Linked DNA regions of Homo sapiens: region 2 is linked to region 1. Evidence: chromatin contacts called from ENCODE Hi-C data. All regions are on one chromosome and are shown on one strand. Each heading gives the region's core, a stretch centred on a gene start or an enhancer-like site at or near the end of the contact. The rest is flanking DNA. Distances are from core to core; before and after follow the strand shown.

Region 1 (3,464 bases), core at 342-2,841:
CTTCCTCCTCCTCTTCCTCCTCCTCCTCTCCCCCCAGCTCGCCTTCCTCCTTGACCTCGGCCAACGTGGCCTCCGTCCCCTCTTCTCCACGGAGAGGGACTGGCTTGGCCGCCCGGGCTGGCCCCGGAGCCCCTGGCCCGGGCGCAGGCGGTGGCGGTGGCGGCGCGTCGCCCTTGTCGCTCCTCGGCTCGTCGTCTTCGCCGTCGCCCCAGCTGGCGAACTTGGGCACGTCCGAGAGAAGGCCGGGCTCGCTGAACAGGCGGGTCAGCATGGTGCCTGAGGGCGCCCCGCGGGCGGGAAGGGGAGACAGACAGCACAAAGTGAGGGGCGCGCTGGGGTACCGACGCCCCCCCACAACCCTCCTCCACCCCCGAGTCTCGTGCGGGCTCCTGCCTAGGCTACCCTGGATGCCCACCTCCGCCGCCTGCCCCGCCCAGAGCCGGCCCAGCCCTACCCGGCTGCCGGCCTGGGATCTCGGCCCAGGCCCTCTCCCCGGCGCTGGGCCCCGGCTCCGCCCCTCGCTTGAATGGGGGGCTGCTCCCCGCGCCTGCTTCTTCTCAGGGTCAGGGCAGGGACCGGGTGGGGGTTTTAGGGACCAGATATCTTTGCCAGGGGAGGCGGCGCGCTCGCCCTGAAAGCCCGTTCTCTCCTGGCGGTGGAGAGAGGCTGGTCGGCCGCCGGTGGGGACAGCTGCCCCGCTCCGCGCTCTCGCGGCCCGGGCCCCCCGGCCCAGCTCCCTCACCCCTCCCGTGGCTCTCACCCCCACGCTCCCTAATCCAATTTGCAACTTGGCTGCGCGCCGCCCCTTGCTCGGCCCCCACCCCCGCACCCCCAATTCCAGAGGCGGGAGGATCGTCTCCTCTAGCCGATGCGTCCCCAGCTCCCGGAGCCGGCTCTGGGCGGCGAGGACTGAAGCAGCGGGGCGTGGGGAGGAGACTGAGAGAAGCGAGCCCAGTCCGTCCCCTCTGCGGTCAGGGACCCCCTTCCCCCTTCAAGCTGACTCCCTCCCACAAGGCTCTTCAGATCTCGTTGTATTTTGGGATTGATGGGGGAAAAATCCAAATTTGTTTGTTTGCTTCCCTTTTTTCGGTGGTGGGGAAAGGTGGCAGGCTTTTTGGGACAACCATGGAGGGGTCCTCCGTCTCGGCCTCTTCGCATATCCCCCTCCGTGATCCTGCCTTCCCCCCCCACCGAGCCCATCGCAGGCAGAGACACCTCCTCTGCAGCCCCCTGGGCTGCAGCCCCTAAGGGAGAGAGAACCTGGGGCCCCTCCGATGCCCACCCAATGAGGGGGGCATCATCCCAGGAAGGAGGTATTTGAGGACCCTCCTGTCGGCCGAAGCTGCCGCCCCTCCTCCCAACCGGCGGGTCAGATCTCGCTCCCTTTCGGACAACTTACCTCGGAGAGGAGTCAAGGGGAGAGGGGAGGGGAGGGGGGGAGGGGGCAAGAGAGAGAGGGGGGAGAAGAGGGATCTTCTCGCTTATTTCATTGTTCCCCCATCTTCAGGGAGCGGGGGCAGCGGCTCCTCAAGGCGGCGGGCGCCGGCGTCTTCAGAGCGCCATGCGAACCGCGGAGCGAGTGTGGCATCTCTACCAGGCGGGGTACCAGCCTCTATGCCAGGCCATATGGGCTTGGCACGTCACGGGCAGCAGCTATCACATGAGAGACGGTGATTGGCATGCGTCTGCACTGGGGGAGAGCCGGCTCCCCCGGGACCCGCCGCCATCTGTCACTCTCTACTCCAAAAAAAAAAAAAAAAATTAAATAAATAAAGGAAATAAATAAATATTTCTGCCGCCCTCCCCTCCCCGCCCAACGCAGGGAAAGCAGGGATTGAGAGGAAGGTGGGAGGAGTTGCCCCCTGTATATAGAGACCCCCTCACGGGAACAATGGGGTGGCAAGGCTGGACACTGGGGGCTCGTGGTGGCCAATTCTATGCTCCCTCAGGGTCCCGCTCTGTCCATTTCCTCCCCTGCAGGCCCCCAAGGTGGGTCAGGGACCAGACCCCGGGTTGGGGAGAAAGGACCTCTGTGCTTGCCCCCACTCCCCAGGAGGGTCCCCTTGGCCACAAAGGGACAGCTGAGACCCCCTCCCAGGATGGCTGTAAGGGGCGTCCCTGGCCCGAGCCCCATAGGTAGATGTTGGCACCATGCCATCCCTCATCCCTGTCTGCCCCTCCCCCACCCACCCTCACGCACACACAACATATGTGGCTAAACGAAATTCAAACCAAGGGAAAGACAGAGAAAGGGAAAGATGTGCCTGGATGTCTGTGCCTCTGCATGGGCGTGTGTGTGTCTGTGGGGACATGTGTGTATCTGTGGAGTCAGCCGATGGGAGATCTTTCCTTGGTTGTTGGGGGCGTATCCATGTTAGGGTGGAGTGGGGAGGGGCCGCGAGATGAGCCTGTGCACCACCCATCTGGGGGTGGAGGGGAGGGTCTAAGTCTGGATTCCTAACCTAGAAACCTCTCACTCTCCTCCTCCCACTGCCAGACAGGTGACCAGTCCACCAGCGGCTTTCTCTCCTGGTCTTCAGACTTGGTTATTTGAGGGAGGAGGAGCAGGCAGTGCTGAGAACTGCCTAAGTTCCTGGATGAGACTCAAGCATTCTCCTCCCCTTCTGAAAAATCTGAAAATACTGAAGCCAACCCCAGTAATCCCAAGAGTGGCCAAGGGGAGGTAGGTCAGACAGCTGTCTTGATAAGGGAGGTAGGAAGTTGCTGTTTTATCTTGTGGCTCACCTTTCAACACTCTCATTGGGCCAGACACAGATACAAATGGCACAGGTTGAAGAGGTGGCTTTGGACACACACACACACACTCATGCACACACACATACACACACACACGGATGCATACACATGCACACATATACCTGTTCCTCACCCTGTGGTGTAGAAAAATAGATAACATACCCCTACTCAGATAGACACATGTATGTGAGCAGGTAATCACAGCCTGGTGTAGACAGACCCTTGCCCACACCCCATTTGGAGCATTTGTATGTTTTAGACCCACATTTCTGCCCCTCCAGACACTCTAGCTGACATATATACACAACTTCAATTATACTTTCAGCACACACATTTTGATGTCTACCATGTGCCAAGCACTGTGGTGGTACAAAAATGAGCACGGGGAGGCCTTTACCCTCAATCTGGGTGGGCAGGGCTCTCTCCCTCTAGGAGGCTCCCCAGGGACCTTGGGCTGGTAAGACACTGATCTGATGTTGGGTAGGTTGGATTAAGTTCTAAATAGAGACACACATCAGGAGGCCTTGGAGATAGGGGTGCTGGTGCTGCCTGGGACTCTTGAGTCACTTGGCTGGGAGTTGAAAGTAGCCTGAGAATGTACCTCTCCAACTCCTCATCTTACAGAGGCCCATGGAGGGAAACTGACCTGCCTAGGAACACACAGGGGAAACACAGAACTGGGCCTAGAATTCAGGCACTTGACCCAC
Region 2 (3,247 bases), core at 371-2,870, 610 kb after region 1:
TACATTAGCTACAGTGGGCAGTGAATGCCCTCTGAGGACGAAGCATTTGCAGTAAGGCTTGAAAAATGAGGAAGAGGCGGAGGATAGCCAGTACACAGTCCCTGAGGTGGGAACTGCTGAATGGGGTACATTGCAGTGATAGAAATCAGGTCCTCATAATGTAGAGTGAGTGAGGAGGGGACAGGCAGGGGATGAGGTTGAAGAGTTGGGAGGCTCTGGTAAGGTGTTTGGACCCACCATCTCCCTGGCTCCATCGCCCCACGTATGGCCATGCAGGATGTAGACAGCTGAAAATCTTTACCTCGTGTCCTTGATCCCTATGCCTGCTGTGTTCCCTGCCTTCTCTGATTAATAATAAAATTCCATTCATCCTTCAAGGCCCAGCTCCAAACCATTTAGGAAACCTCCTTCCATTCTTTAGCAGGAATTAATTGCTCCCTTGTCTGACGTCCCACAGCACTAATCACACGCTGACTTGTATCTCAGCTAGCTGTTTATGCCAGTCTGCCCACCAACGTAGTGAGTTCCCTGAGGGCAGAGGCTCTGTCTTAGTCACCTCTGTAGCCATCTCCTGGTGTTTAGCAGGTACTCAATGTGACATTTACTTGACTAGTGGGTGGTGCCTAGTACTACTCATGGCAGAATAGAAGGAAAACAAAAATAATAACAACTTATGCTCTATCACGTTTTCCCATTCATTAACTGATTTCAGCTTTGCAACAACTCTATGAGACAGACGGGACAGGCACTATTAGACCCATTTTACAGATAGGGTAGCTAAGGCCCAATGGCACACAGCTTGTAAGTAATGGGGACTAAGTCCCAATCTTGCCCCCTTACTTCGGATTCTGTGCTGGGAATGGAATTAAACCAAGAGTATTTTGAAGCTATAATGGAAAGCGCTTTTCTGGGTGGACTAGGGAGAGATACTTAGTCAGCTGTCAGGGTTTAACAGCAGCTCCATCAAAGAGGGCACAGGATTTCTCTCTCTGGCCCAAGCAGCTGGAGGGGTCCACAGCACCATCCTATAGCCCTGGAAGCTGGAGGAAACCCCAGCCCGAGAAAGAAGAGACGGTGTTCGAGTCAGGTGGGTAAGATGACGTAAATGATGACTTGTGAGCAGTGGCCTGCCTCTGTTGCCATGACAACCGGAGCTTGACTACTTGGCCTTTGCAAGGTTGGCCGAGGCGGGTTCTTCGTTAACTCGAGATTAAGGAAGGATATTTAGGGGGGAGGGTGTGTGTGTGTGCGGCGGATTAAAGACGAAAGGAGTATATTCAACAATGACTGTTTAGCTCAGTGGTTCTCCACCTTGGCAACACGTTAGAATCACCTGCAACAATTTCCTGATGCCTAGGCTGCACCCCAGAATTAAATTATAATTTCCAGGGGTGGGAACCAGGCATCATAGTATTTAAATCTTGCCAGGTGATTCCAATTGCAGCTAAAGTTGCAAACCCAGCTTTTAGCTGGTAAGCGGAATTCCTGTGACCTTCCTAAGATGGCGTCCACTCAACCGCTTCCGCCTTTACGTGGGCCGGCAGGGGGCGGGCTTCCCAGGGGCGCATGCGTCTCGCATCTCTCCGCTCCCTGCTCTCTCCTCCTTTTTCCCCCGCCTCCATTTTGTTCGCGGACGCTGGGGACGGTGGGAGCAGATCCATTTCCGGGTTGGCAAAAGGGGCGGTGGCGGCGGCGGCGGCGGCGGCGGCGGCGGCGACGGCGAGAAAGAGCTTGCCGGGGGGCGAGCAGGACAGGACGAAGCCGGAGTGTAGGCGGCAGAGGATTCGCTCCCAGAGCAGCTGCGGCCAGGTCGGAAAGAGGCCGGGGCGGCTGGGTCAGTCGCTGAAATGACCTGCGGACCTGAGTGGGAGGGAAAGTCGCGGGGAGGGGGGCTCGGGGCGGGGCTTGAGAAGAGAGGGGGGCATTAGAGGAGGGGCCGGAGGGGGAGAGGGGTCTTGCGGGTGGGGCCTGAGGGGCGGGGGGCCGGGGGACTGTATCGGAAGAACCTGGAGGAGAGAGGGCGTGGGGAATCTGGGGAGGAGTGGTCGAATATTGGTATGGGGCGAGCGGGGACTGGAAAAATGGGGAGGAACGTTTTTGAGAGACAGGCAATAAGGGCTCCTGAAGGGTTGGGTGAGTTAAGGCGGCAACTCTGTGAGGAACGAGGTAATCGTGCGCAAAAAGGGAGACGGGAACGGAGGACCTGTTGGGAACGGCTAATTAGCAGGATGCTGTGGGTGAGGAGTCCAGTGTGACATTTTGGGGATTGAGTTAGGTGAAAGCTAGTGTTTGGGAAGATGGCTCGGGAAACTGCTTACACTAGAGGGAATCTTGAGAGCGTTCTTTGAAAAGGAATCAGAATTTAGTTAAAGGTTGGATTGAGAATGTTAAGATGCGCATTGGAACGTCTGGAGTTGAGGGTTCATGTTGAAGTGGTGTGAAGTGAGGGAAGATGGAATTTTTTTTTTTTTGTTTTAAAGGTGGGGTCTGGCTATGTTGCTCAGACTAGTCTTGAACTCCTGGGCTCAAGCGATCTTCCCACCTTGGACTCCCAGAGTGCTGGGATTACAGGTGTGAGCCACTGCACCCGGCCAAGATGGAAATGTTAAAGTGTTCAGCATGGCAGTGTGTATGGTCGAGTTTTTTATCAGGAAGGAAAGTTCTTAAAAATAGCATTGAGGCAAGGAACTGATATGTGATGGAATTCTTTTTTCTTTTTTTTTCTTTTAAGAGACGTGGTCTCACTCTGTCGCCCGGGCTGGAGTGCAGTGGCATGATCATGGCTCCTTAAAGCCTCGACCTCCCGGGCTGAAGTGGTCCTTCCACCTAAGCCCCGCCAATAGCTGGGACCACAGGTGTGACCACTACTCCCGCCTAACGTGTGTGTGTGTATATATATATATATATATATATATATATATATATATATATATATGTATATATATATATTTTTTTGTTGTTGTTGTTGGAGACAGAGTCTTGCCCTGTTGTCCAGGCTAGTCTGGAATTCCTGGGCTCAAGTGATCCTCCTGTCTCGGCCTCCGCAAGTGCTGGGATTACAGGGATGAGCCACTGTGCCTGGCCCAGAATTCGTTTTTTTTTTTTTTTTGAGATGGAGTCTCGCTCAGTGGCCTAGGCTGGAGTGTAGCGGTGCGATCTCGGCTCACTGCAAGCTCCGCCTCCCGGGTTCACGCCCATTCTTCTGCCTCAGCCTCCCGAGTAGCTGGGACTATAGGTGCCCACCACC

Evidence for each region. A loop is a pair of places that touch in the nucleus more often than their neighbours do.
Region 2: a loop to region 1 is called in a map of tibial artery, with 5 times the contacts of the local background. The contact joins the promoter of WIPF2 here to the promoter of NEUROD2 in region 1. A Hi-C loop is called at or near these places in 1 of 168 maps with a recorded cell type or tissue (tibial artery).

What each region holds. Positions count from the first base shown.
Region 1 is chr17:39,606,329-39,609,792 of GRCh38, forward strand. NEUROD2 (neuronal differentiation 2) reads right to left here and starts at 1,592. Exons shown (of 2, transcript NM_006160.4): 1 at 1,400-1,592; 2 at 1-276. The coding sequence starts at 271.
Region 2 is chr17:40,217,684-40,220,930 of GRCh38, forward strand. It overlaps WIPF2 (WAS/WASL interacting protein family member 2), which reads left to right and starts at 1,621. Exons shown (of 8, transcript NM_133264.5): 1 at 1,621-1,809. RefSeq lists enhancers at 962-1,011, 1,452-1,561, 1,462-2,240.